Linked DNA regions of Homo sapiens: all the other regions are linked to region 1. The links are chromatin loops, found by intact Hi-C in ENCODE. Cell type or tissue: Calu3. All regions are shown on one strand. Links, peaks and the distances in the headings refer to the core of each region. The heading gives the core; the rest is flanking DNA.

Evidence for each region. Peaks named below come from ENCODE experiments on the same cell type or tissue, not always from the same donor. Only the 100,000 strongest peaks of a DNase experiment are listed, where the experiment ranks them.
Region 2: it touches region 1 in a loop (5-fold over the local background); 14 of 110 quality-filtered maps call a loop at or near these places.
Region 3: it touches region 1 in a loop (5-fold over the local background); 18 of 110 quality-filtered maps call a loop at or near these places.
Region 4: it touches region 1 in a loop (5-fold over the local background); 14 of 110 quality-filtered maps call a loop at or near these places.
Region 5: it touches region 1 in a loop (6-fold over the local background); 15 of 110 quality-filtered maps call a loop at or near these places.

What each region holds. Positions count from the first base shown.
Region 1 is chr2:105,451,709-105,457,735 of GRCh38, forward strand. It overlaps LOC105373529 (a long non-coding RNA gene), which reads right to left and starts at 2,983. Exons shown (of 3, transcript XR_923141.1): 1 at 2,855-2,983; 2 at 2,095-2,208. In Calu3, for the core only: a CTCF peak has its summit at 3,283; DNase peaks (open chromatin) are centred at 3,253, 3,543 and 4,153.
Region 2 is chr2:105,377,412-105,383,438 of GRCh38, forward strand. All of the region lies in intron 3 of FHL2 (four and a half LIM domains 2), which reads right to left. It also overlaps a transcript of C2orf49 not described here. Among named protein-coding and RNA genes, the nearest start is that of FHL2, 19 kb to the right of the region's middle. In Calu3, for the core only: no CTCF peak of the experiment used is centred there; a DNase peak (open chromatin) is centred at 2,560.
Region 3 is chr2:105,518,795-105,524,821 of GRCh38, forward strand. All of the region lies in intron 1 of LOC105375311 (a long non-coding RNA gene), which reads left to right. Among named protein-coding and RNA genes, the nearest start is that of LINC02946, 89 kb to the right of the region's middle. In Calu3, for the core only: a CTCF peak has its summit at 2,629 (motif pointing left); a DNase peak (open chromatin) is centred at 367.
Region 4 is chr2:105,393,228-105,399,254 of GRCh38, forward strand. FHL2 (four and a half LIM domains 2) reads right to left here and starts at 5,824. Exons shown (of 7, transcript NM_001318895.3): 1 at 5,615-5,824; 2 at 3,420-3,470. RefSeq lists silencers at 5,558-5,777, 5,798-5,927 and an enhancer at 5,605-6,027. In Calu3, for the core only: no CTCF peak of the experiment used is centred there; DNase peaks (open chromatin) are centred at 3,694, 4,254 and 5,314.
Region 5 is chr2:105,400,430-105,406,456 of GRCh38, forward strand. It overlaps a transcript of FHL2 not described here. Among named protein-coding and RNA genes, the nearest start is that of FHL2, 4.4 kb to the left of the region's middle. In Calu3, for the core only: a CTCF peak has its summit at 3,563 (motif pointing left); DNase peaks (open chromatin) are centred at 3,572 and 3,962.

The DNA of each region.
Region 1 (6,027 bases), core at 572-5,571:
CAGCAACTCTGGTGTACTGCTGGTGTGAGTATAAGGTCAGATTTCTGGAGGGCAAGTGTGATAGTTAATTTTGTGTCAACTTAACTAGGGCATAAGGCATCCAGACATTTGGTCAAACAGTACTGTGGGTGCTTCTGTGAGGGAGATTTTGGATGAGATTAGTATTTGAATCAGTGGACAGAGTAAAGAAGAATGCCTTCCATGGGTGGGCCTCGTCCAAATAGTTGAAGGCGTGAAAAGAACAAAAGGCTGGCCTTACCCCAAGTAGGAGAGAATCCTTCTCCCTGGTGGTCTTCATCAGCCATGAATCATTGGGTCTTCTTGGCTGTACAGCAGACTGTTGGTTTTTGAACTAGAACTAGACATCAGCTATGCAGATTTTAAACTTAGCAGCCTTCATAACTGCATGAGTCAATTCCTTATAAGTCTCTCTGTCGTTTTTTGTATACGTAGGTAAATAGATCTATCCTTTTTCCCTTGCTCTCTTTTTCTCCATATACATATTTATATATGTGTGTATATACATATATGTGTGTATATATATATACATATATATGCACACAAATCTAGAGGTCTCTAAGAGCAGTTTAACAATGTTTGTTAAAATTTAAAATAAGCATGCCATTTGATGTAGAAATTCCATATCTAGAACTCTGGTCTAAGAATATGTTTGATAGGATGCAAGAATTTTCATCATGAACATATAGTAGAAAAAATGGAAACAAAGTGCTTTCCTACAGAGTTTTATTAGGTTGGTGCAAAAGTAACTGCAGTTTTTGCCATTTTTATAAGTAATGGTAAGGGGAGGCCAAGGCAGGATGATTGCTTAAGCCCAGGAGTTCAAGACCAGCTTGGGCAACATAGTGAGACCCCTATCTCTACAAAAATATATATAGTTTTAAATTAGCCTGTCATGGTGGTATGTGCCTATGGTCTCAGGTATTCAGGAAGCTGAAGTGGGAGGATCTCTTGAACCCAGGAGGTTGAGGCTGCAGTGAGCCGTGACAGCACCACAGCACTCTAGCCTGGGCAACAGAGTAAGACCCTGACTCCAAAAAAAAAAAAAAAAAGATGAAATAGCGCTGTATTTATTGACTTATTATACAGTGAGTTTAAAAAGCATATTATAGGCTGGGTGTGGTGACTGAAGCCTGTAATCCCAGCATTTTGTGAGGCCGAAGCAGGTGGATCACCTGAGGTCAGGAGTTTGAGACCAGCCTGGCCAACATGGTGAAACCTTGTCTCTACTAATAATACAAAAATTAATCGAGCGTGGTGGCACAGGCCTGTAATCCCAGCTACTTGGGAGGCTGAGGCATGAGAATCACTTGAACTCAGGAGGCAGAGGTTGCAGTGAGCTGAGATTGCTCCATTGCACTCCGTCCCGGGCAACGAGAGCGAAACTTGTTCCCCCCCACCCCCCAAAAAAAAAACATAAGTGTCATGTATAGTATGATTCGACTGCTGTAAATGGCATGTTACTTGTGTGTATATGCATATTATGGAGAAAGCTGTCCAGAAATACATTTAGTACTATGTTGACATTAGATCCAGTGGGTCATGTGTGGGTAGTGGGAAATTGGGTCTTTATTTTATGCTTTATACTTTTCTGGATTACTATGTTTGATAATAAACATATTTCTTTTTTTCTTTTTCTTTTTTTTTTCTTTTTTCTTGGTGGGGAAAGGGTCTTGCTTTGTCATTCAGGCTGGAGTGTAGTGGCATGATCACAGCTCACTGTAGCCTCAAACTCCTGGGCTCAAGCTATCCTTCTGTCTCAGCCTCCTGAGTAACTGGAACCACAGGCATATGCCACCACACCCAACTAATTTTTAATTTTTTCGTAGAGACGGGGTCTTGCTATGTTGCCCAGGTTGGTCTCAAACTCATGGGCTCAAGCAATTATTCCACCTCAGCCTCTCAAAGTGCTGGGATTACAGGCATGAGCCACTTCACCCAGCAAATATGTATCATTTTTAGTCAGAAAAAAGGTAAGTTATGTTCAATCAAATAATAAATTTCCACAAAGATTCGAGGACTCAGCTGGAACTAAAATTTTACCTCCAGGATTCTGTCTAATCTCTTCTCACCCACCTTGTTGTGCAGCCGCTGTACGTTGCACCAGCAATCCCAAACCGTAAATTCTCTCCATGGGTAGCAGTATGGTGGGAGTCAGGGGATGCTCCATTAGAAACTTCTGAGACTTCCCTGGCAAGAAATAGGAAGGTTCTCAGGTTCCTCCCCCATCCATTTGTGAAGAATTTCCACATCCTCTTCTGAACCCCACCATGTCAACAATGACAGCAGTGACAAAAGTGTCTGATGTCCAAGTGGACACATCACTCTCAGTTCAAAATTCTGTTTTAATAGAAGCACCAAGATAATAATTGGAGGTATAACCATCCTTGGCGGCAGCCTCAAACAGTTATAATCCTACAGCAGAGATTCCACTTGCCCCTTTAGAATGCACATTCGGCCAGGCATAGTGGCTCACGCCTGTAATCCCAGCACTTTGGGAGGCTGAGGCGAGTGGATCACCTGAGGTCAGGAGTTCGAGACCATCCTGGCCAACATGGTGAAACCCTGTCTCTACTAAAAATACAAAAAATTAGCCGAGCGTGGTGGCGCATGCCTGTAATCCCAGCTACTCAGGAGGCCAAGGCAGGTGAATTGCTTGAACCCAGGAGGCGAGATTACAGTGAGCACATTCAAGCTAACAGATGCTCACGTTTTAAAAACTGATTATGCATTTTGAACCTGTTTACATCTTCAACAATCTTGGATATTATGCAGTGTTCCTAAGTTTATAACAGGCTGTACAAAGTAGTACTTTCTTGCATTTATCTAAGCACACCTGTTTTATACTTTTGGTAAGAGGTGCTCTTCGGGTTTGAGCTTGAGCCCTGGTTCACCTGGAACATCCTATTCAACCATCGCCTTCTCCAGGCTTTTGTGTCTCTTGACAAAAAATTCTCAACTGTATTCTGACTTTCCGTGGCAACATCTTAGTTACCTAACTTCAGTCCCACTGAGTCTTCTTAAAATTGTGGCAACCAGAACTTCCCAAAGAGAAAACGAGTGATGATTGGTGCAGGGATAACATTCAAAGAATTTTACTGATGGGATGCTGGCCAATCGGAATGGAGGTGGGCACAGAGGCCTCCTGCTGTGCAGGTACCGGGGTAACCATCAGGTTGCTGGAACAGGCAGCAGTCCAGTAGAGTGTGGGGTGACTTAGGCATCTTCATGCCATAGTGGGGCCGCCTGGGGGAGCTTGTGAGGCTGCTATTACCAAGGAATAAGGAAGTATTTCAACATTTTAATAACCAGAGGGCAAGCCTTGGTTTTGTGCTTGGATAATGCTGTCTCTTTCCATCATTGTACTGCCATCAGGCTTGCATTTCAAAGAGGAGAACTGATTTCTAATTCCAGTTTCTCACTGAGTACTCATGAGAACTCTGGCCAAGTAAAACTAGGGTTTGGGGCGCAGCAGAGAGTTGGGTCAAATGGCTCCCAGCAACATGAGTCATTAGTTCCAGACTTTGAACTTCTTCCTCTAACTATAGTCACTGATTTACACACACAACACAGATGCTTCAAGTGCCAACAGCCAATAACCTATAACCCGAATGACATTAGGCTGGGACTGAAAGAAGTCAGGCAGCAGGCAGGCAAGCCTTTTAAAGAAAACTGAATCCAAGATCAACAACCCCGGAACTATGTGCCATTGGATCTCCAGCAACACTGAGGATTAGGGGTTGGACAAAAGAAATTTTTATTAAAAAATGTTTATCTTAATTGGCTATTCCTGTACTTTGTGTCAGAATTTCCTGTTTTGTTGTTTACTTCCTTTTTAAATTGTAAACCTCCACTTGCATTCTCCTACCCTCAGATAGCAATCATCAGGATCAGTCATTCTCTTCCTATATTTTCATTTCTTCCAGTTTCTAGCTAGGGTGTTTGTGTTTAGGGCAGTGCCATGGACACACAACATGAGAGGCAGGAAAGCCAGTAATCAACGCGTTCAGGAAACAAATGCCAATAAAGAAGCATTAACGTGAATGATTTGCCTTTGAGTCAGTGAACAAATACCATCCCCTCCAGCCTTTGCCTCTCCTGTCTTTTCTACTGATTGCATCAGAGAGCAGAGACCTGGCTGTTGGCCATACCACAAAAGACAGCTGGTTACAGGACAAGCATCCTTCTGAGGTTACCAAGTCAAAGCCACCTGGGAATAGTCCTGGGTCCCTAGTCACACACTGAAATTCCTCTTGCTTAAGTCTGGAGTAACTGTGGTAAAAGCTGTGCTTTAAAGTTGGTTTTGGGTCCTGGAGTGGAAAGCTTGTCGGATTCAGGGAATCCGACAAGCTTCACCTCCCCAAAACACACCTCCTAATATCAGCACATTGGGGCTTGGGATTTTACAGTTGGTTTTGGGATGAGAGTGGAAAGCTTGTTGGATTCAGGGATATGTGGGAATAAAGAAAGTCCCGTGTGCCTCTATGTGCATGTCTGTGTGCATGAGTGCATGCGTGTGTGCGTGTGTCTACTTGCAGAGTACCTAGGGATGTGAATTAGGTGTGAACCCTTTCCTAAGTGTGTTGTTGGCACACACAAAAGGGAGCATATTGACCAGGATCAAACCTAGCAGCCAAGTGATCATGGTAGGAAAGTATATTCCTGGAGCATCCCCAGAATCTTCTGACTGGGCTGAACTGAAGACACTCTATCATGTGTAGTGCAGAGATAAATTGTGGGGGAATAAACCAGATGGTGATCTGAATTATTAAGTAATGGAAAAGGTTGGTTTCAGGTTTTTGAGCTCACAGTGACACCCACCCATTTGGAGAAAATGCACATCAAGAGAGCCTCAGACTCAACAGAATCCTTTAGAGATTTTCTCAAGGTCTTCGTCTGTGATAATACATCTTTCCTTTGATAATTATGCTTTTTATGTTCTTCAGTGACACCATGAAAGGTGAAAATAGGGTCAACTATTTTGACAAGATCTTCATATCTATACATGAAGATAGTTAATTTGATGTCTGAGATGCATGGGTCCTGGGCAATTGTAACATGTTTAGCAGGATTTTGAAATCATTAGGAAGACAAAGCATTGAGCTTCTGAGCATTCAAGGTCTAAAGGAGTGTTTCCCATTAAAGCAACACACGTATACCACTTCCATTCTGCTGCAAGCCCAGCCTAGTTGGAGGGAAAGTAATGGTGGTATTTATCAGTTTTAAGAGGACAGTAGTCATATTGCAAATGAGCTTTTGCAACTTCATTAAGAGCTTGGAGACCAATTTAGTTAACATACTGAAGTAATTAGCTATAAAAGTCCAAGGATGGCATTTGGGTGGAGGAGAGGATGGTGGACAGGGAACCTCTGAGTGGGAAGGCAATGGGGTCTAGAGGTGCCATGTGAGAAGGCTTCTGGTGATGCCAGGTTGAGCATGTCCTGATTTAAATATAAAACCTTTTATTGATTGTGCTTGTATGCAGATTGAATGACCACTCACACACCTTTGCATCAGAACTTGAATGGAAGCATTAAGTTGGTGATATAGAGATATATAATGCAATTATAGAATATATTTATCATTTAATATATGTACATATATATATATATATATATATCTAGTGGTTATAAACTTGTTTGGGAGTTTCACATGCACACACTTTTGAACCAAAGGGAACAGAACACATTTTGTCAAATTCAGCAGGCTCTTTAATCATGTTGGGTGCCTGGTGTGGAGGCTACACTTGAATTTTGGAAATGATAAAATTTTATTTACCCTTAGTAAAATATAGTTTCCTGGTTTGGGGCCTGGGCAGAAGAAAGCCTTTTAAAAGAGGCTTATTGAAATCTCTTAAAGTGTTCTTGGACATTAAGAAAACAATAGTCAGTTTTATTAAGTGCAAATGTTGTAGAAACATAGAGGTTATATTTCATCTAAAGTACACATGAAATTCAACAGTCACAGTAAAGTTATAAAAAGTCCAGGAAGGGAGAGATTTGGTTTTGC
Region 2 (6,027 bases), core at 582-5,581, 74 kb before region 1:
CCTGAGGTCATGAGTTCGAGACCAGCCTGGCCAACATGGTTAAACCCCATCTCTACTAAAAATACAAAAATTAGCCAGGCGTGGTGGTGCATGCCTGTAATCCCAGCTACTCAGGAGGCTGAGGCAGGAGAATCTTGAACCCGGGAGGTGGAGGGTGGAGGTTGCAGTGAGCCAAGATCGCACCATTGCACTCCAGCCTGGGCAACAAGAGTGAAACTGTCTCCAAAAGAAAAAAAAGTAAGTTTTGATTGTTATGTAGCAGGTAAAAAACACCGTTTCAGAAGTTACCTCTGTCCCCCTGTGCAGGCGAGCCACCTCATAGAGGACTGCTCGTTTGGGGAAAAGCTGCAGAATGTTTTCCATGACCCAAGAGTCACTGTCTGGCTGGGACAAGAGACCTGAAGGAGTAGGCGCCAGGGAGAGGGGAGGAGATCCTTGGCCTCTCTCTGGGAAGATAGTTGCTTTTTACATGGTGGCTGCCCTGCCCAGGGAGGAGGCATTACGCCCAGAGGGGTGGCAAGTTATCAGTGACAAGAGAGGGAAGAGAAATACAATTTCTAGAAAATTTGCCTTTTGGGACTGACCTTCAAGAAAAACTGAGAGAGAAATCTCCAAGGTCAACAGGAAAGCAAAGCCACTAGATGTCACCACAGCCAGTGCTCCGGTCATTAAGTCCCCAGATGGAGGAAAGAGCACATCAGCATGCCTGCACAGACATGGAAAAGCTGGCTAAGACATGCACATGGGTCCAAGGCACTGCAGAATTCCATTTTTCCTACAGTTAATATTTATGGCACAAAAATGCAATAGCTACAGTTTAAGACTGATTCATTGACACGTGACACTTGAAACTGTCCCTCTAAATGTGGATATTATCCACATGTTACTGGACTAAGCATCCATGCAAGACTTGGAGACCTTCTGCAGGCGCAGCCTGTCCCCCCACACCCTGCTCTATCGGATCCCACCTCGCAAGGTGAAGGCCGCATTCTCTCAGGACAACCTGGTCTGCTATATCCCCTGGGAACCATTTCGCCTTGGCTCCTGCCAGATGCTGCCCTTTCCCTTCAGGCTGGTGTAGAGTGGACACCTGAAAGTGCTCCCCATCCCATTCGGGTTGGGGCATGCAGAGATCCAGGTTTTGTCCTAAGAAACAAAAGACAGAGTGCCTTCCACAAAGTGCCTTTGCCTGCCCAGGGCTGCGTTATCTCGGCATCATTCCCTGGGGCCATCTGCACTCAGCTCCGCAACGTTTCTCTCAGCCTACCTTTATGACTGCACACACAAGCATTCCTGAGTGAATATGCGTGCAGCAGTTCCTAATTCTAAAACCTTCTAAAGGAAACTCTTTTCCCTGAAGATAAATATTAACCTATGCTCACGTTCTTAAGTTTTGTGGTGTACAATAACTAAAAATACTCTGTAAACAAGCTTGCATCATTGTTGTTGGTGGGTCCTCAGTGGGAACAGAACTGGCCCACCTCCCTGCTGCAGTACAGGGTGGTGGGCTTCCTGGGCCAGAAATGCCTGAATGCCTGCTGCATGCAAGCAGGATGGGAGAGCATGAGGTCCCACAGTCCACATCTCTTGTATCACTGTGGGTCAAGCGCCCGCCCCTCTGGGATCCCAGGAGCACGTGATTAAATTGCTTGGTTATTTCACCCTAGGGGTTCAATTCAAGGGCCCAAATGCCAGATTGACTAAACTTAAATCCTGGCTCTGCCCTATGCCACGTACATCACCATTGGGAAGTAATTGAACCTCTCTTGCCAGATTTCTGACCTGTACAGCAGGAATAATGGACCCACTACTGGCTGTAACAAGCATGTATAACAGTTGCTGGTATGTATTACAATTGCTCAATGGATGTTAGTATAAGTCATTATTTAGACCACAGCTAATAATGAGAAGAGTTGCCTCAATGTGTCACTTGCTGAACCTACATTTCCTTATGAAGACAGTCCTATCAATGAGAATATCTGCCACCTTAAAGCTCCACGTTGGTAACTCTACCACTCTACTTTTGTAGGTGCTTTTTCATTTTAAATCTAAAATTCTTTTTCTTAATTCTTCATACCTATTTTGAGCCATACGATAACTCTATGAAATAAAGTTTTATTCTTATAGATGAGCAGATTCAATGTAACGACACCAAAAAGTGTTTTCTCCAACATTCCCACTGCCCTTCCACCTGAAATGATCCGACAAAACTAAACTGTGCTCCTGTTTTTTACCTGGCACGTCAGCCCCTTTGCAGATTGACCCCAACTCGCTTTCCAACCTGACCCTCTGCTCTGGTCCCCTCTTCCTCATCTCCATGCCTTTGACCATACTCTGTCCCTGGCCTTTGAATGCCCTTTCCCTTCTCCCCAAAAGGCCAAATCCCACTTGGCTGCAAGTCCCAGCTGAAATCTCATCTGTTCTGCAAAGCTTCCTTGGCCAGGGCAATGCTGGCTTCAGGGAAGCCATGTGCCACGCCGGCGACCTAGTTTGTATGTCTCCTTCCAAATCCTATTTGGAAACTCGTAGGTAACTAATTATGCCACGGGGTTTCCCTGTCACTCTCTGAATGGGGCGCCCAGTTTGTGTTGTCTTTAGAAGTCTGAGTCAAGTTAATAAATTCATGTCACTGCTTCCTCCTGGACTCGCTTCTTAAGAAAGTTCACAATAAGGAGGAAGTGAGGAAAGACTTTATGATAAGAGGAAGGTAACTCAATACTGCCAGGTTTGATTGTTTTAGAGATCTTGGCCAACATGGTATTCTCTGAGTCTCAGCAGGAGGGAAGATTTTAGCCACACGATTCCCTAGAGCTTAGAGGTAGACTAGAAAATGCCACCAAAAGGCCTAGAAGCGAGATTGTCATTGATTAGACCCGGGTGCCTGAGCCTGTGCTTCCTATCACACTCTGAATCTTTACCTGTGAAGACCTAGTGCCAAGTGACCCTTTTCTTTTCTTCTATCTATCTGTTCTGTCTGTCTATCTATCATCTATCTGTTTAGAGACAGGGGTCTTGCTATATTGCCCAGGCTGGTCTCAAACTCTTGGCCTTAAGTGATCCTCCTGCCTCAGCCTCCCAAAGTGCTGGAATTACAGGCATGAGCCACCACGCCCGGCTCAAGTGACTCTTTCCAAACAGAAAAGCTCCAAACCGATTTTTAGTTTCAGTTATTAGCACCATGCCGGTAGCTTAATTTTGCTATTTCATTAGTACTCCATTGTGAACAGCAAACATGAGTGTAACAGAGATAGCACTTCGATGCTGAGAGGAACAGGGTAAGAAATATGGACACCTTGACAGACTTGCTCAAGAACTTTAAGATGGAAATATCCGGTTTTAAATTCCTCTAGAGAGAAATTGAAAACAAAAAGAAAGAAAAAAAAAGTCTTTTATACTTCCCAGAAAAAAATACCAAGGCTAATCTTGTGCTCACAGAAATGTCATACATTGCAGTAAAATGTTGATAAACATGTACGATTAGGCCCACACACTTCCTTTCTGGTTTTGTATTTTTCCATTGCAGAAACATTCCTAACATGGGCTGTGCCTGTTGCTTGGCTCCGAATGTGTCCTTTTTGAGACTTTAGCTGAGCTTTAGTGGCAAGTGGCCTGGAGGGAGCCCTGGACCCCTCAGTTAATGGAAGGTGGCTCTGGGTGGCAGGGTCACCCAGACTGAAACGTCTGGCTCTCATCCTCCCTCCTTCGCACCCCATTCCACCAGGGCTGGCACCAACCATTCTTCAGATCCATACGATTTCACTTCAGACATGGATTCTCATGTCATTCATGCTCAGCGTTATGAAAAGATATTTTCTGCTTGAGATCATCAGGTTTCCAACTGTACATTCTTTCAAATCCTTACAAATAAAGATGCAGAAAAATGGACAACAGCAGAAATGACAGCACTGTGTTGGCATGTCACAGGTGCTCCCTAGACGTTAACTCACTCAATTACCCCGACAGTCCCGTGAGCTAGGAACCCCAGTGTATAGACATGGAAACGGAGGCTTATAGGTGGCAGGACTTGTCCCCTTCGCGCAGCTTGTCAAAGGTGGAGCCAGGGAGATTTGGTTCCGGGGTCCAGCCTCGGTGCATGCGAGGTCACTGCTGAGCGCTGTGCACCTCTGCTGCTATGTCTTGTGGCTGAACTTTTGGTTTTATGCACTGACAGGCCAAGTTCGTGCACTGACAGGCCCTTCTCATGAAATCCATCCAGACAGCTTTGCTTCTGATCCTAGGACCCTGCTTGATTAAATTCCCTTCACAGACAGATTTTTGTCTTTTAGGAGGAAATCCAAATAAATACGCGTTTTCAGTGCTCGTTACAAACTCTGTGGACAAATTCTACACGGAAGAAGATCCAAGAAGGTAATTTGCTCATTGAGAACTTAAAAACCACCCCAACAAATAAAAAAGCACCAGGTTGGCAGGCTGGACCCTGAGAATGTGACTGGAGTAGGTGCTCTTCCCAGAAAAGGGTCCAGAAAGACCAGCGAGGGAGGCCTGTGTTACACCGAGGACAGAAGGGTGGGTTTTTCAAACCTGACCTTACACCTTTCACTAGGCTTGGTCAGAAACCTTCCAAAATATACTAGGGGCATCTAGATTTAACCTGTATGTGTGAAAACCTTCGTCTCCTATTTCAGAGCCCTGCCAGGTTGCTTTCTGCCAAAATATCACTGAACATTTCTGTCCATTACCAAACATTAACTGAGACTTTTACAGCCAATTTGATCATCACTTCAATGTTTCCTATTAGCTACAAAAGCTGGAAAGAGAGTTTGTGAAACAACTTGAGCCTCAATTCTGCAATGTAATCATCACCATCTAAAGGGGCCCATGAGAAGAGTAGGGGCCTCTGACTGAAGGTCACTTGATTGAGGCCAGGTGGTCACCATCTCTTACTCATAAGGACTGACCACATCTGGCCCGAGAGTCACATAGACAGGGTCCTGCCCGAGGCTGCAGGTAGCAGGTGGCATCACATGCTAGGTGAGGACCCTCCGGGTCTGGGCTCAAATTGTACCTCGGATACTTCCTAATCCCTTTAACCCTTGGCAAGATCCTCATCCTCTCTAGGCCTCAGCGGCTACTCCATAAAATGGAATGAAAAAAGTTCCTACCTATAGGGTGTTAGGAGAAATTTAGATCATGCAGTTTAGGCATTTACAAGTGCCTGGAACAAGTCATCAGGCAATACACAGTGGTTTCAAAGACTACCACTAGAAACTAAACCCTGAATGCTAGTTTCTGATCTGCAGATCTTTTGTTCTTGTTTATTATTTTTTTTTTCTCTTTGTAGCACCCTCCAAGCACATGGGTGGGTATGGTGGCCAGTCCAATTTCATGGCATTGCTTGCAGACCCATGGAACATTCAAAGTCTAGGTTACGTGTGTCGCCCAGGGCTTAAAATCACCAATTTGTTAAATGCACAGTATTAGCAGCTGTCTCTGGAGTTATTGGCCAGCCTATTTTTTATTTTTATTTTTTTAAGATGGAGTCTTGCTCTGTCACCCAGGCTGGAGTACAGTGGCGCAATCTTGGCTCACTGCAACCTCTACCTTCCAGGTTCAAATGATTCTCCTGCCTCAGCCTCCCAAGTAGCTGGGATTACAGGTGCACGCCACCACACCCAGCTTATTTTTGTATTTTTAGTAGAGACGGGGTTTCGCCATGTTGGCCAGGCTGGTCTCCAGCTCCTGGCCTCAAGTGTTCCACCTGCCTCGGCCTCCCAAAGTGCTGGAATTACAGGCGTGGGCCACTGTGCCCAGCCCTATTTTTTCTTTAGTTGGTTGAATTTTTGAAGCCCAGAACGTAGGCAGATCCCCCAAAAACTCTGTAATCAGTCTACGAAAATATTTTGTTAATGCTAACAGGTATCCAAGAAAAGGTTCAGGAAGCATGTAATGTCAGAGGATCATAAAATTGTATTAGCATTGTCTATTCTCCACTATTACACTGGCCATACAAATCAATAATCTTTACCCTTTGAGATCACAGCATTTTCCCAGAGTAACTTAATAGAA
Region 3 (6,027 bases), core at 278-5,277, 67 kb after region 1:
CAGATGTCCTCCACATTAGCTCATTTCCCACCGCACTGCACTTTGTCATCCACACCAAAGTCAGGTGGAGTTAATTCCCTGCTAAACTCATCCTTGGCTCTGCAAGATGAATGCCGAACCCTTAGCCTAGGCCAGGAGGGGAACCCTTCACACACCGGGGGCCGCAGCTCCAGCTCAGCCCCCAACACCCATCAATGCACACAGGCTATTTGACCCCCTTGACAGCTCCCAGGCAGCCCACACTTGTGTCTGTGCACGTGTGCTGCTGCATCTTCCAGGGACCATGCTTCTCCTCTAACGCCTTGTGTAAGTGTGACCTCTCTGGGGAAGGTCTGCCTCATCCCCTGGGGAGACACACTTGCTCCCTCATCTGGGCCCTCTTGGCATGGTGTTCATTCTCCACTGCATAGCGCTATCATTGATCAGTTTGCATGTATGCTAGGAGCTCCTAACCAGTATTTATTGGACCTCTGCAAGCCTGGGAATCTGTAAGTGCTGAACTCCATGCAGGCAGGGCTGTCTCAGCCACCTGCTGCCTGGGTGGCTCTGGGCAGGCCCTTCAACTCTGTGCTCAGGATCCTCATTTGCACAATCAGCTAAAAGTAGCATTTTGTTCCTAAGGTTTTTATAAAAATTAAATTAGTTAATATAGATGAGGTGCTTAGAATAATGTTTGGCTCACAGTAAGTAAAAGCTAATAAAGATTGACTACTATTATTATACTCAGTAAATATTAAATTAATACATGAAAATAGCACAAATGGAAGCCCAATTTAGCCTTTTGCCCTTCACAGACCGCAGGTTCCCTTTCTTCCGTATCTATAAAAAACTTTCTGGACAAAGTAGTTACTCAACATTTATTAAATACAAAGAATAAATTAGTTTAAATATCACAGAAAAGAAGGATGCTAAACCCCACACCGCCACTTACTGGAAGATATCATGCACTCAAACCATAGGCTATTACTAAACTTCAGTTTGTCTTTAAATAAAAATTCTTGGGGGGACAGAGTCTTGCTCTACTAGAGCTAGAGTACAGTGGCATGATCATAGCTCACTGTAGCCTCAAATTTCTGGGCTGAAGTGACCCTCTGCCTTGACCTCTGAGGAGCTGGCATGCACCATCACACCTGGCTGACTTAAAAATAAATTTTTTTTAAGAGATGGGGTCTTGCTATGTTGCCCAGGCTGACCTCAAGCAATCCTCCAACCTCAGCCTCCCAAAGCACTGGGATTACAGGTATGAGCACCATACCCAGCTTAAAATTTTTTATTTCTAACTGACAATCAAGAACTTGCACTGGAACAACTAGCAGGGAGCGCTGCCCCTTCAAGATATTTCTTACTTGTTTTAGCCAAATTGGTTTCAGTTTGGGTGAGATTAGATTTTCAGTTGTTTTTTAGTAATGTAGACACACATTACTATATGCTTATTTATATCCTCTGACTTTGAGTGTTCTCAAGGGTTCTAGTCACAGAGTCATCTAGTCTTTAGGAAAAAAAGAGACCAGAAGGGCATTAACATATATTTAGTTCTGACCATGTGCCAGGCATGGACCTCTGGGTTCAAATGGCCTCATCTAGGATATGGGATAAGTAAGAACAGAACGGTTAAGTATGTGTGATGAAATTTAAGTATTTCTGGAATCTATAATGCAACAAACCGATATCCCCTATTCTCTTACCCTATCCATTTGTGCACTCATTCTTGCCACAGCTGTGTCAGGTATCTATGCCATAATACAGCTGGGCACCTCAGGGGGACCAGGAGAGCAACATTAACCTCTAAGTTCCAAGCAGTTTATATTTGAGATTAATGCTAAGGCAAGTTCACAAATAGTATAATGGGCAATGTAGGACATATGAACTAAGACATTCCACGGTTCCAAAATGTAGCCATACTTACACTTTTAAAATTTAGGGATAAATTCTGCAATTTGCGTGGAAGTATAAGGTACATGGACATTTGCATCTTCTGTACAGTTATTTGTTGTGAGAACGAGAGAGGTCTATCTTATGATAATTAGCATATTGAATGTTTATTACACTAGTTATTGAAAAAGAATCTCTTAGTATTTTTGCTTTGCTCCTCAAGTTTAGTAGGGAAAAAAGTAAAATGAAAACAAGATAACACACACAATAAGAAGAATACAAATTCATTTCTTATGATTGTTAGTAGTAGACATAAATTTCAAAAAATGCATTTGCAAGCAGTATAGTTGATGTTTCAGAAACTATTGGAATGATAAGCCAATAGGTTTTATAATTGTATATAAAAATTATGAAAACTTGTGTTAGTTTGAAGGCAACCACAGGTATTATTTAAATGCATAATTCCTTTGGCAAAGTAGGTATAATCTAGCTGAATCATACTCTCTAGACCATCTGCTATTCTGTTTCCCCCTAAAAGGCTTAGGGTAAAGTAAGCCTTTCATTGTGCTATGTCCTTATGTGAAAAGGTATTAAACAAATTATATTGACCTGATGGGAACCAACAAGTAAAAGCTGGTTATATAAAATAGGCAGCTATTTTGGAGTCTTTAAAAAAACAAACAAACAAAAAAAAAAAAAACCAAAGGAAAACCAACTCTGCCATCTGGTGTAAAAACAGATTATTACAACTTCTTTCTTCAAACAAAGCATAGTGGCTATTCCAGTTATTCCTTATTTATCATTGATTATCATGATGTGGTGAGAATTTTGAGCGAGTGTTCCCCCTCTCCCTCCTTGGGTAACTAAAGCTTGATGTACATATATTTTAAATTGTTTATGGGAATATTTCTAAAATAATTACTAATTTACTGCCTTATTAAGTGAGAGATAATGAACCCAATTACATCTTTCCTTGATGATGCAGCGTGCTGACTGTATTGGTCCATTCTCTGTTGCTATACCAGAATACCACAGGCTGGGTAGCTTATAAGGAAAAGAAGTTTCTTTAGCTCATGGTTCTGGAGGTTGGAAGGTCCGAGAGCATGGCACCAGCATCTGGCGAGGGCCTTTCTGCTGTCTCATGACATGCGGGAGGCATCCCATGGCAAGACAGGGCAAGCGTGCATGTCAGCACAAGACTCTCTTTCTCTTCCTATAAAGCCACAAGTCCCTTCATGGGGATGCACCCTGATGACCTTATCTACTAATATTTCCCTTTAATGCTAAAAGATACCATCTTCAAATTCCATCAACATATGAATTCGGAGATTAAGTTTCCAACACATAAAATTTAGGGGACACAGCCAAGCGCGGTGACTCACGCCTGTAATCCCAGCATTTTGGGAGTCCGAGGCAGACAGATCACTTGAGGTCAGGAGTTTGAGACCATCCTGGCCAACGTGGTGAAACCCTGTCTCTATTAAAAAAAAAAAATTAGCTGGGCATGGTGCTGGGTGCCTGTAGTCCCAGCTACTCAGGAGGCTGAGGCAGGAGAATTGCTTGAACCCATGAGACAGAGGCTGCAGTGAGCCAAGACTGTGCCACTGCTCTCCAGTCTCCAGAGAACAAGACTCTGCCTCAAAAAAAAAAAAAAAAAAAAAAAAAGAAGAAGAAGAAGACTTACGCCTTCTCTTACGCCTGTAATCCCAGCACTTTGGGAGGCCGAGGCGGGTGGATCACCTGAGGTCAGGAGTTCAAGATCAGCCTGACCAATATGGAGGAACCCCATCTCTACTAAAAATACAAAATTAGCCGGGTGTGGTGACGCATGCCTGTAATCCCAGCTACTCGGGAGGCTGAGGCAGGAGAATTTCGTGAACCTGGGAGGTGGAGGTTACAGTGAGCCGAGATTGCACCATTGCACTCCAGCCTGGGCAACAAGAGCAAAACTCTGTCTCAAAACAAAACAAAACGAAAAACCAAGAAAACATTTAGGGACACATTCAAACAATACCACTCATTATGAGCATTAATTAGCTTACTTTCTCTGTAATAGATAACAGCGATAACCTCAGGGTTAAACAATACTTTCGTCAAGCCTAACTGACCTCATGGATTGTACTTTTTTAGCTTGCAACACACAGTGTTTAAATTTCTGCTCAGTATGGCATTACTGCCTGCTGTGGAAGCTGGCCAGGAATCTGGGTCAAGGTGACCAGAAACCCGGTTGCAGAAACCTGAAGCTACAAGGCAGAGATGGGTTTCACTGCAAACAGGTGGCCTCCAGATGCAGCAGCAGACCGTAAAAGTAGAGCAGAAAGTCAACAGGTCAAATTGGCAGGGAACTCTCATGGGACAAACTCAAGGAAGAGGCCAAAAGAATAAAAACTAAGGGGAGGCCGGGCACAGTGGCTCATGCCTATCATTCCAGCACTTTGGGAGGCCGAGGCGGGTGGATCGTTTGAGATCAGGAGTTCAAGACCAGCCTGGCCAACATGGCAAAACCCCGTCTCTACCAAAAATACAAAAAAATCAGCCAGGCGTGGTGGTGTGCACCTGTAATCCCAGCTACTAGGGAGGCTGAGGCAGGAGACTCAGTTGAGCCTGGGAGGCGGAGGTTGTAGTGAGCCAAGATCGCACCACTGCACTCCAATCTGGGCAGAGAAAATGAGACCCTGTCTAAAAAAAAAAAAAAGAGGAGAGTTGAAGGGAGACAAGAGAACTATGTGATGGTCTAAGCACTGTTGCCCAGACAAGATTCTACATCTTTCTTCACTGTGGCTCCAGCTCACCCCTACTGAGTTCATTCCAAATCTTGGTGCTTCATTCATCACTAGTATCACAGCAGAGCCCAAACTTCAGTAGGAATAATAATCAGCTGGAGGGCAGATCACAGAAGGATCCAAGATGCGCCTGCATGTCTTCATTTTTAAAATAAAACCCACAGATGACCTTGATCCAGGTGGTACGAAGGCCCCAATTTGAGAAACAAAATCAACTCCTAAAATTCTATAATCAAAGTTGTTTGCCACATGCCAGAGTTGAACAAATAACAGATCTGGAACATATAAGTTGTGTGTTGTTTACTTTACTACTGACCTTTCTTTACCTAGAACCCTTTCCCATAAACCTTATTAATATAGAGAGTTTCATTAACATTGTTGAGGACATATTTATTTGAAACATTTTTTAAAATAAAGTAGATGGCCGGATGCGGTGGCTCATGCCTGTAATCCCAGCATTTTGGGACGCTGAGGCAGGTGGATCAAGAGGTCAGGAGTTCAAGATCAGCCTGGCCAATATGGTGAAACCCTGTCTCTACTAAAATGACAAAAATTAGTCAGGCGTGGTGGCACATGCCTGTAGTTCCAGCTACTCGGGAGGCCGAGGCAGGAGAATCGCTGGAACCTGGGAGGCGGAGGTTGCAGTAAGCTGAGATGGCGCCACTGCACTCCGGCCTGGGAGACAGAGCAAGACTCCGTCTCAAAAAAAAAAAATTAAAAAATTTTAAAAAATAAAGTAGATAAACAGTGTAATATTTTTCTCCCAACAAAACAACAATGTGAAATTTTATTACTAAATACTCTGACACTAGGGGTAAATTTGTAATTCCAGAGTACTGGAATCAATTCAAGCATTAAGAGCTTACTGCCTGATAAATATTCAGTTTTGGAATCTTTGCAGTGCCTGCTTATAATTTTCCCTTAGCCTATGAAACATGTTTTTGCTCATTTCACCTATCTAGACTCTAAATTTTATTTTACGAACTTTTCAAATTTCTTTTAAAATTGTTTATTTTATCATTGTATAAAATCTTCAAATGACAATGTAGAGTGATTTTTTCCAAATATTTTTCTTTCTTTTTTGGAGACAGAGTCTCGATCTGTCGCCCAGGCTGGAGTGCAGTGGCACAATCTCCGCTCACTGCAAGCTCCGCCTCCCGGGTTCACGCCATTCTCCTGCCTCAGACTCCCTGAGTAGCTGGGACTACAAGCGCCCGCCACCACGCCCGGCTAATTTTTTGTATTTTTTGCGGAGACGGGGTTTCACCGTGTTAGCCAGGATGGTCTCGATCTCCTGACCTCGTGATCCACCTGCCTCGGCCTCCCAAAGTGCTGGGATTACAGGCGTGAGCCACCACGCCCAGCCCAAATA
Region 4 (6,027 bases), core at 702-5,701, 58 kb before region 1:
AAACCCCAAGTGCTTCTCCCTATCAACCCTGCTGCAGGAGGCTCCTCTAACATAGCCATTTCCTAAGGAGAAATCTGTGAACGTCCCCAAGCCCTTCCTGCATGCAGCCCTTCAACACATGCAAAAGCAGCTTCGGTAAGTCAGTCCCTGTATCTTTAGATGTCACCGGGGATCCGCAAGGGATATTCAATTACTTATCAATAATCAACCAGAGCTTTCCAGAGACAATTAGGAAAACTGGTCTATGTGGGCTCTTTTAAAAAATACATTATAAAAGTGCAGTGTTTTCATGCAATTGCCCCGTCTTCTACCAACCGTAAGCATTGGGAAGGGTGCCCACTACCTGTCGCTGAGACCTCACCAGCAGGGAACACACACAGGACCAGGGGCTTTGTGAATACTTGTGGAATGGATGAACAAATGAATTGACGGGTGGATGAATACAAACATGTCAGAGTACAAACATACAGGCAAAAATCAAGCATGAAAAATTAGAAACATATTATGTGAACAATCCACTCTGCATAGCAAACCCAACATGTAATGTGGTTTGGCATATGACATCATGAGCTTCCATCGCTGCCCTCGTCCCTCCTTCCAGATAAGCTGCTGCTTCCGCAGCGGATATAACTCTTCTTATTGTGTTTGGACTCCAATCCCATGTGAACACACAGCTGCACAGTCCAGGATGCAGCCTGGCCAGGTCAAGAAGCAAAAAGCCAGCTGGGAGTCGTGCCCACTTTGGGAAGAACGCACAGATCCCCAACACGGGCTCCAGGTGTCAGCAGAAGGCCCTGATGTTCTACAGACATGTGATGCCTATAATCAAAGATCCTCCATTCAAAGGCACGGGACTCTCACACCTGGAAATGTGCTCAGAGAATACCCCGCACCATTTTATTTTCCTACGGATGGGAGTATCTACACACAAAAACCGCTCACCCCCAACACTCTTCATTTGTCTAGCTAAACGGGTTGTTTTAAACAGAAATTCTGATAAAACGGAGAGGGCCATCATGTCAAGGAAAGTTGCTGTTTTATAAACTAGAATAATGGATCAAGCCTTGGAGTCCCTAAAGAGAGAGGATCTCTTGAGCCCAAGAGTTCGAGGCTGCAGTGAGCTGTAGTGCTGCCACTATACTCCAGCCTGGACCACAGTGTAAGACCCGGTCTCTAAAAAAAAAAAAAAATTTATATCAGTTGGATATGGTGATGTGTGCCTACAGTCCTAGCTACCTGGGAGACTGAGGCAGGAGGACTGCTTGAGCCCAGGGGTTTGAGGCTTTAGTGAGCTATGATGGCACCTGTGAAAAGCTACTGCACTCCAGCCTGAGCAACAGAATGAGACCCTGGGAAAAAAAAAAGAAAAGAAGGAAAGAAAGAAAGAAAGAGAAAAAAGAAAGAAAGAAAAAAAGTATCTAGCATCCACTTGAAATCTATTTTTAAATTGTTGGATTTTAAACAATCTTAGTTTGTAAGGTATAAAATTGACTATGCTTACCACTGTATAATATATTTACAGATTAATTTAATAAGCCTTTACTAAATGCATGTACAGACAGGTGTCAGAGGTGTATTATAGTTTACATAAACTGGTAACTTCCAACTTAAAAAAAATAAATAAACATCTTCATCTCTGGTGGTTCTGCATGAGGCAATGTTTGAATAAGGTAAACTGCTGTCTTCTGAATTATCTTTTGAATATTGAATACTAAAAATAAAGGGAAAACAATAAATATCAAATTTCTGATCTGAAGTCCATGACTACAAGAGGAGTTACACTTGTTTTGATGTCGTTCAGCCTTTTGAACCCAGCCGACAAGAATGTGTTGAGTAACCACTGTTTTCCATGTGCTACGTGAGGCACTGGGAAGCTGAGATAAAACACACAGTCTATGAAGGAGTTCCAGTCTAGTTCTAGCTCCAAATAATTTAAATCACCTTTAAGATCCCATCTTGTCATTTAATCTCAAAACACATCAATTGCAGCCATGCAGGACAACCATAGCTGCACACGCTAGAATGGCGGGTGGCCTCGGGTCCGTCAATCACACCAGTGTGGGGACCAAGGGAGACTCCATCCTGCATGCTATGGCTCTACCATGCCTTCCCTGAGTGAGTTACGAACACTTCTACACCTACAAAACGAAAACCACCCACTCTTCTTCATGGCAGGGGTCTCCTCTCACCTCCCAAGTGCGGCTCACTGTTCACTCTCCCAGCTATCTGAGGTGCCTATGACCCCCACCCCCATGCTGGCCTTTCTCTTGGCATCCAGCAGCTTCCATGAATGACTGGCCACCTCCTTCTCACTGCAGTCCTGCCACTCTGTGGGGTTTCTCTGGCGCACTGCAACAGGACTCTGTCCCGAGAGGCTTGCACAGTTCCTTCTGCTTCCTTCATTGACTGCCTGCTTCTTAGTGACTCCAAAAGTTGTATTAACCCAAGCAGACAGGTCTATTTCCTTGTTGACTGACAAGCTCCATATTTACATACTGCAAGGACATTCTGGCATTAATTCTGTTCACCCATGAAAACAGGGCAGCTGCTTCTGCCACAGACATCCCACATCTCACTCAAGACCATATGACGGGAGGATCTTGAAGCCGCAGACAGAATCAGGCTAGTAAAGGCGTGGGCCACCGAAGGCTGAGGATGAGTGTGAAGTCTAAGTTCACACCAGGCAAGACACCACCCACGAGCACTGGGATGGACCTGGGAGACCAGACGCTGCTCCAGACCCCTCGTGACATCCCCATGCAGAGAGCATGTTTTACAGCAAGAGGAAAGCCAAGACTCCCAGGAGCAAAGTAGTGATCAAATCTTAAAAAAAGGGAGAATGACAGTTGGTGGGGAGACTTTTTAAATAGATGTTACCAGAGAGCTGTAATAGTCAGGGTTTTCTAGAAAAATAGAACCAACAAGAGATGTACATAGAGAGATTTATCGCAATGATTTAGCTCACACAATTACGAAGGTGAAAAAGTCCCAAGACCTGCAGTCAGTAGGCTGGAGACCCAGGAGAGCCGATGGTGCAAATTGCAGTCTGAAAAGAGGAGACTCTATAGACCCAAGAAGAGCCGATGTTTCAGTGTGAGTCCAAAGGCGGAAAGGACCAATGTCCCAGCTCAAGCAGTCCGGCAGGGGGGCTTCCCTCTTACTCAGTTTTTTTGTTCTATTCAGGCCTTCAACTGTTTGGACAAGGCCCACTCACATTATGGAGAGCAGCCTGCTTTACTCAGTCTACCCATTCATATGTCAATCTCATCCAAAAACACCCTCCCAGACACACCCAGAACATATGACTGAATGTTTGGGCACCGCATGGCCCAGTCAAGTTGACACATGAAAGTAACCATCACAGTAGCTAAAACTGAAATCCACAATTTAGGATAACAGAGGAAATTCACTTGACTCACCCCAAAGTCAAAATGCCAGCCTAGTCTCCAGGAAGACACAGTTCTCAGCCACTAGAGAAAGCACACGTGTTTTGTTTCAGATGGTCATCTTGAGGAAGCGAACTCAGTATAATGCAACTTGAGATGGACACTTAATAAATGTGGCTTTGATCAAATTCTCATAATAAAACCGCACAGAAGAACCCAATGTCTAATGTTTCCATTCACCCAAGCTCAAGGAACTTTGTACCTCAGGGCATCTGAGTCAGAGAGCCGCTTAGCGACTCAGGCCCGGTGCTGACAAAGGAGGCTGCCTGAGTCACTGAGGCTGAGTAACTGGCCCTCGGCACAGGACAGGAGTAAACTACTCCTGATATCTAGTCTGTTTTTTTTTTTTTTTTTTTTTGGCAATATTCTATTGGGCGTTTTTGACTGCAATTTAAATATCTTTCAGTACTGGAAATGGTTTAACACGCAATCTTGGGTCAAAGTATGCATCATAAGGCCTCATAGAAATATTCAAATGTTAAAAAAAATAAATAAATATTCAAATGTTCCTCCCGTGGTGCGTTTAGTGGTTAGAACTCAGGTTCTCCAGTTAAGCTGCCTGGGGTCAGATCTCAGGGCTACCATTTACAGCCCGGGAAACCCTGAGTTAAAGTTACTTTGATCTCTGTTTTCAGTGTCTTTACCTGTAAAAATGAGGCTATCAAATATGTATACACTGTCTATGATGTCCAGGCTTCTTAACAACCCTAACAAAAAGACAACATCATTGTCCCTGTTTCCCAGTGGAGAAAACCGAGACACTACGAGATTAAGTGACTTGGCCCAGGCTGCACAGGTTGAGGGACCCGGATGTAAATTTAGGCAGCCTACATGCAGTCCCCGGCATCCCCTAGCCTACTGCATCTGCCTGTGGCTATTTGTGAGACGGTGAGCTAAAATGAGACAGAACCTATGTGCCCAGAACAGTTTCTGGTCTGTAGTAAGCCCATCATTAGCCTTCATCGACATGTTATGGTGTAAACGCATTTTAAACCATGGCAGGCTAATAAACACCGTGGAAACACAATTCTGTGTATTAACTGATGATCTTCTAAACTGGGGGGTGATCTAAATCCAGTAACACTTGACAAAATTTTATATAAATGCACAATGAAATGTTCTTTGAGTTTGGTTTTATTAAAGTTTAATTGATAGACTAGGAATTCCTGTACTTCTAAGACTTGATGCAAATGGTTTTTGTTTTTTTGTTTTTTGTTTTTTTTTGTCTAAAACATCTTCAGGATAGTGCAAAACCTCTTTTCTTTAATATATTATTATAAAACACTCATTAGTAGAGTCAGCACCAAAAATGTGAGATGTATTGGGAGTTGTGTTTTGAAGACAGTTCTCCTGATTCTAAACCCAAATTGTGATTTATTACCTTCCAAAATATGTGGAAGGGAGTGCGGGCCTTAAGTTCAGTGATGTCTAAGTACACTGCTGCTTGCAAGCCAGCTACACATTTCAGCTAACCGGATTAGCCTACTTCCAGTTAAAACCCGACTGAGGATATGAAAATAAATATGACTGATTCATTTAAAATCAGAAAAACACTCAATATTTTCTTCCCTCTATTTCTGGTATGCTAAGATATCACACGAGTGCGACTTAAGAAAAACTTAGAATCTTTTCATTTAAAATAAGCCATTTTTGTTTTAACCGAATGGTTCAGTTATTAAATGTCTACCTGAGTCAAGGAGCGAGGTCACACTGCAAACTCCACTTATTTCTACTAAAGGGAAATGGCCCGGACTCCCCCGCGCAGACCACCGTGCCAGGACAGCCCGCTCGGGAGTCGGGCCTGGAAGCAGGCGGACAGCGTCACCTCCCCGCAGCCGCCGGCTGGGACCCGCGGCCAGCCTTTACCCAGGCTCGCCCGGTCCCTGCCCGCATGGCGGTGCCCCACCTGGTGAGGACGCGGGCTGCAGTCCTCCCTCTGGGGATGAGTCGGTGGGCTCCTCTGAGCTCCAGCGCCCCCAGGGTCTAGACCCCTCCCATTGCTCCGCTCCCCTCTCCCCGTGGTCTCCCCACCCCCAACCCCCAGGGTTCGGCTCTCCTCTCCCGGGTCTACCCCACAGCTCAACTCCTTTCTCCCGGCTTCTCCCCGCACGGTTCGGGTCCCCTCTCCCAGTGGTCTTCCCGGACCCACAGCTCTGCTCTCCTCTCACCAGTCTCCCCAACTCCGGCTCTGCTCCCCTCTCCTTGGGTCTCGCACCGGATTCGGCCCCCACTTCCGAGCCCTGGTGGCTAAGCCCCTCGGCCTCCCTCCGGGGCGCAGGGGGTTGGAGGTACTCACGGCACCGCAGCGGGCCGGGGACTCCCGGACGGGGCTGGAGGGCGCGGGCGGCTGGTGGCTGCGGCTCCGCTGCCGGCCGAGTGGAGCGCTGCGCAGCTCCCGCCCTCGAGAAACCCCGCCGTGTCATTTGACCATATAAGGAGATGCACGCCTCGGCTCGCTGGCACCGGGCGTGGGGCGCGGGGGGCGGGCGCCCCCAGGCCTCGCGGTTGCCGTGCCCCCGCCCCGGGCTGCGGCGGTCCCGGCCCGTACCCTTTGTTTGCCAGGGCTCCTTTCTTCGTGCCC
Region 5 (6,027 bases), core at 688-5,687, 51 kb before region 1:
GGCCACCCTACCTGAATTTCCACTAAGTGTCAAGACAGGCTAGTATTTTGAAATTCAGAGCAAAGTTTGTGTAGAAAAGGCTCCCAGCCCCTGACAGCTACCTAGATGTGTTGTTGATATCGTTACAAATTAGGAAATGGTCTCCTAGTTCTCAAATGGTGAGTCTTAAGCTTCAGTTTGTAAAAACAAGCCCTAAAATGATGAAACATTAATTCTGCATTTATCTTCTTTCTGATTCCTTTTGTCTTATATTTTAATTTTTTTTTTTTTTTTAGCTTTCTGACTTACGGGTGTAATCCATTTAGCTTTGCTTTTTTACTGATAGAGTTATTTAGTTCTGTTATTTTTCTTCTAATAACTGCTTTAGCTGTGTCACATAGGTTCAGCTATGTTGTGTTTTATTATTAAGAAATTCTGCAATTTAATTTTGTGTTTAATTTTTGACCTAATGGGTAGCAGAACATTTTAAATGACCCTGTGGTCATTCGATAGGGTCAGTAAAATCCGGACTCTGGAAACAAACATACCCAGTTTCTACAACAACGATGCACAAAGAAAAACAAGAGAGATGGAGACAGAACCAAGAGATTAAAAAAAGACTTAGCCAACTGCCATGTATGGATCTTATTGGATTCTTTTTTTTTTTTTTTTTTGGATCTTATTGGATTCTAATCAAAGAATAAACTAGTAGAAAATCAATTTTTATGAGACAACCTTGGAAAATATGACACTGACAGGATATTTTCTAGTATTAATGAACAATTTATGTTAGGGGTGATAATGTGATTACACACACACATATATTTTTCTTTTCTTAAGTCCTTGCTTTTCAAGAACAGTGCCAAAATATTTCCTAGTGAAATAACATTATGCCTGGAGTTGTTTCAAAATAATTTGGGGTGGGGAAATGGATAGGGCCTATATATATACGAAATACTATCAGCCATGGATTGTGGATAATCGCTGAAGCTTGATGATGGATATGCAGCAGTTCATCTTACTAGTCTGTCTCCTTTTGTAATGCTTGAAAAATTCCATAATGAAAACATTTTTAAATTACAGATGAACATACCATTTTCTCTTTACCCAGCATTTCCCTTTATAGGAAATTATCTTGTAGATATACTTGCTCCTGTGTAAAACGATAGACACACAAGAGTAGTCATTGTAGAATTGTTTGTAATAGAAAAATACTGGGCCATGTTATGTGTTCGTCAACAAGGGCTTAGTTAAATACAGTATGGTGCATTTTAGAATTATTTACATATGCGGCTGTTAAAATGAACGAGGTAACTATATTTACTGATTTGGCATGATCTCCAAGATAAATCAACTGAGAAAAATAAAAGTAGAGAACACTTTGTAGGTAGAAACCAACCATTTGTGTTCATGAGCAAAGAAAGGACGGGGGAAGACAATGTATATTTATAAGCGGTTGCTTCTGGGGAGATCTGAGTGGCTAGGGGTCATGGGGTGGAAAGGAGATTAATTTTTACTGTACACATTTTTATTTCTTGTAAATTTTGAGCTATGTTAATGTACTCATTCAAAAACTAAATATATATATACACGAATATATACATATATACGTATATATACACGAATATATATATACGTATATATACGTATGTATGTACATATACATGTATATATGTGTATATATACGTGTATATATACACGTATATATACATATATACATATACACATATACACACATATACACATGTATGTATATGTATATATGTATCTGTATGTATATATGTATATATATGTGTATATATGTATATATATGTGTGTATATATATATGTGTGTGTGTGTATATATATATGTATTTGAGATGGAGTCTTGCTCTGTTGCCCATGCTGGAGTACAGTGGCACTGTCTTGGCTCACTGAAACCTCTGCCTCCCAGGTGCAAGCGATTCTCCTGCCTCAGCCTCCTGAGTAGCTGGGACTACAGGCATGTGCCACCATACCCGGCTAATTTTTTATAATTTTAGTAGACACGAGGTTTCATCATGTTAGCCAGGATGGTCTTGATCTCCTGATCTTGTGATCCACCCACTTGGCCTCCCAAAGTGCTGAAATTACAGGCGTGGGCGACCATGCCTGGCCCAAAAACTAAATATATTTTAAAAATAAAAGCAACAGACTCCTTTAAGGAAAATAGGAAACAAATTTGTTAAACTGATATTAATAGTAAGTCAAAGGAGGATGGCAAGAAATTGAGGAGGGGAATGCAATTTCTGGGTTTAATGACATATGCTTTCATGAGCAATTCCATCGAAGGACAAAGTATTAAAAACAAATTTTCATGAGACAATCTAAGAAAATATGTTTTGAAAAGTTCCATCCATCTTGTACATCATTATATTCCTAGGACCTAATTAATTATAGAGCATGGCACATAGTATGTGCTTAATAAATATGTGTATTGAATAAGTGACAGATCACAGAATTGTTTGTGACAAGTCTTTCACTATAGAAAGCGTAATGCTGTCTATGGCAGCATAGCTTGATCTTTGAAGTCAAGCCAGGATTTGAATCTCTGTTCTATCTATGACTACTATGATCTCCAGTAACTACAAAACTTCCCTAACCCTCAGTTTGCTAGTTTGTAAAATGGGCTAATAACATATAGTCTGTGAAATTGTGGCGAAGGTCTTTTGAGATGCACATAAACCACTTAGAACTATTAACACATTACTTGGCATGAAGTAGGCCCTTTGTAAAGTCCTCTGTTTTATTCAATGGCAAAGGGGAAATTAATCCAGAATAAGAAGGAAATGGACTGAACTCCCACCAGAAGAAGAATTAAGGTTCAGATCCTGTTCAGATCCTGTTTCTTCTTGAGAGAAAACCTCTCTGCTATGGATAAAAGGCTAGTTCATGGAAGAAAATAAAAACAAAAAGTACTATTTCCTGGGGAAAGGATCAACGGTGACTGTGATCAGTTATTCAAGTTCTTCTTTTGTTTATTCCAATTATCCTGACATTCCTTCTTGAGACAACACTGCCCATAACGTTTTCCCGTCTCTCCTGTAGGTGGGCTTCAGGGAGAGGCACAGCTAGGAAGGGAGGAAAGAGAGGAAAAGACTTCCTGCGGCTAGCAGGTCTCAAAGCCTTGTCCCAGAGTGCAGCAGGATCCCCTGCAAACCTGTTAGAAGTGCACATTCTCAGGCCAGCTCCTGCTTTAACACGCCCTCCAGGTGATTCTGATGACTAAAGGTGATTTGAAGTAAAATAAATACCACTTAGGGCTTCCAACTCTGGACTCGGTAATTTACCAGAAACCTACGAAATGTCAGTTTAGGGCGTGGGGGAGGGACAGGGAAATAGAGATAGACTAAACATAGACTAGACTCAGGAACTCTAAAATCCAGTTGGAAGTATTACTTCCTCTGTCAGTTACTTCACTCAGGGAAGCAGGAGGTAGAAGTTTGAGCCAGGAGGTAGAAGTTTCAGCCAGTGGGTCTGAGCTGTACAAATGCTGAAATTTCATTCTCTGGGAGAGGCCAAAGAAAGGCAGGGCTTCTAGGCGTGTGCTCGCAACTGCCACCCTGTGGTGGGGTCGTGGGGGGGAGGCTGGTGGGCTAGACCCATCTGTGCAGGGGCCAACAGTAGCCTCCTACCCGGATGGGGGCTACCCCAGGGGGATTAGGATGAGCTCACCATTACCAGGTAGAAAGTGAACACAGGAAAACATGAGCTGGAGGTCAGACCGCCCTATGTTCGTTACCCTAACTGACCACTGCCATCAAGATTGTTAAGCATTTTGTCACCGTTAAAGGATTTCACACAAGCTGTTCCTCCCACTCAAACCTTGGCCAGGAAACTGGTGGATGATTTGCCCTTGATTCAGAGGCAATCATTCTTAATTGCCTCACATGGTTGGAAGGTGAGTAAGTGTCTAAGATCATAAATGCTGGCGGGAAGGGGTCAGGAGTGATCAAACCAGCACCCCTCCTGGCAGTGGGGTCAGGAGGCAAGTCCCTGCATGCCTTCCCATGACACAGTACCAGATCCCAGGGTGGTGGCACAGAAAGCTGGATTCGCTTTTTCTGGAAACACTATTTGCCCGGATCCAGCAGGGAAGTCTATGAAAGATGACTCTACGGGCAGGGTATGCACCTGCCTGTGCCCGTGAGCTGGGTGCAGTTGTGACGGGAGACCCAAGGGCCTCCAGCAAACAGGAGGAACTTGATCTGGTTACAGGAACGATCTTGCAGGATCCAAACTTTGTTTCTCTGCCTGTCAGACTTTCAGGAAAAGCTCAGCTTTCCACAAAGGGCAAGCTCTTTTCCTTTTCTTCTCCCTTCTGCCATGCTCTGGTTAGGAGGGAAAATGATTGGCTCTTTCTTGAGATACACAATTTCCATATCCCATTTCTTCCCTCTCTCCTTTTTCACAAACTATTTGTTGGATATAAATAATCAGTGTTTAAAGCCTCAAAACATGCCTGACTTTTAGCCAAATCCACAAACAACTCCATGATTCCGAGTTTCCCATCCTTGGTTAGAGTTTATTTGGAGCGTCGGATACAGTTTCCACTGTGGCTTTGATACCTCTTTAAGAAAGACTCTGTTTGGTACATTAATGACCAATAGAATGAAACTATTCACACCCATAGTTCATTTGGGCCAGTAAATGTTGCTGGATGGTTTCAGATGAAAAGTATTTGTAAGGTAGACTCTGAAAAACTTTGCTTCTTATTTGAGATCTCTTTGTCTCTGATTTCAGTCCTTTTCAGGAGCAATCCATTCACTTCTCTGCCTGCCTTCTCTTAGAGTTTTACTCTTTTTTTCCTCTGTCAATGATTCCAAAATCCATTTAAAGGAAGTATTAATGTCTAAAGTCTGTGCAAACCTGGCAAAATTCTCTTTTGAGTGAACGGTTTGCTTCCCTAAAATACCTGAAATGGGAGATTCTTCCAGGCATTTCTGAAATGGGGGAGTCTCATGCCTCACTTGTTCCTCAGAATGTTTATGTTATTTTATTTGAGACAGAGTCTTACTCTGTCACCCAGGCTGGAATGCAGTGGAGCAATCTCCGCTCACTGTAAACTCTGCCTTCCCTGATTCAAGTGATTCCCCTGCCATGGCCTCCCAAAGTGCTAGGATTACAGGCGTGAGCCACCATGGCTGGCAAGAGTGTTTATTTTAAACCACACCAAGATCTGTTATTCTTTGTGAATTAACTTTATGAGTCAACATTAAAAATTTGAAATCCCAAGTTCTCTCTTCACTGCCACCAAGGTCGTTTTGTGCTATTTCCACTTTGATTAGGGTCATTAACAGAAAATCCCAATAGTCTAACTAGAAAGAGCCTGGACTGGCCAGGCTCTAGGAGGCAGGGGGTGAACCCCAGGTCCAGGAGCTCCTATGGAGCAGTGTATGTGGCCACAGGTAACACCCTTCACCTTTGTATGTCTTCTTTACATTATCTGTGAAATAAAGAATGTACCACCTCTCTTCTTCCTTTAAAGAGTTATTTCACATTATCTAGTTTTTCCTCAAGCCACTTTTATGGCTAATTGACAATTGAGAATGTCTCCTGTGGCTAATTCTGCCCCATGGTACAGATTTGTGTGTGATGAAAACCTATGCTTTAAGTTCTAGAGAGCATGTTTAGGAATACCTTTCACCTATTTCAGAAGGTACTTTAAAATTGGACCTGGGAGTCATGACAGAGCTTCCTGGAACAACCAAGCATCTTTCTCCATCCTTGCAATAGTAGTTGACTGCTGAAGTACCAGAAACAGATTTTCTAAAATATCTGACCTTCAGCATCTCCTGGCAGGACTGTTTGGCAAAAATAAAAAAACCTTCAAAAATTCTGGGCCATCCTAACACTATAAATATACTTGGAATCGTGTGTACAGTCAGAGATGCTGAGCAATTACTCCTCAGTAAGACCAGAGGAGTCATTGTCTCCATGGAGGGCCGGAGGGGTTCCAGCGGTGAATCACCATCAGATATCTGAACTATTCATGTAGCCATCTTTAAACTCGAGGGCTTTTTCTTATCT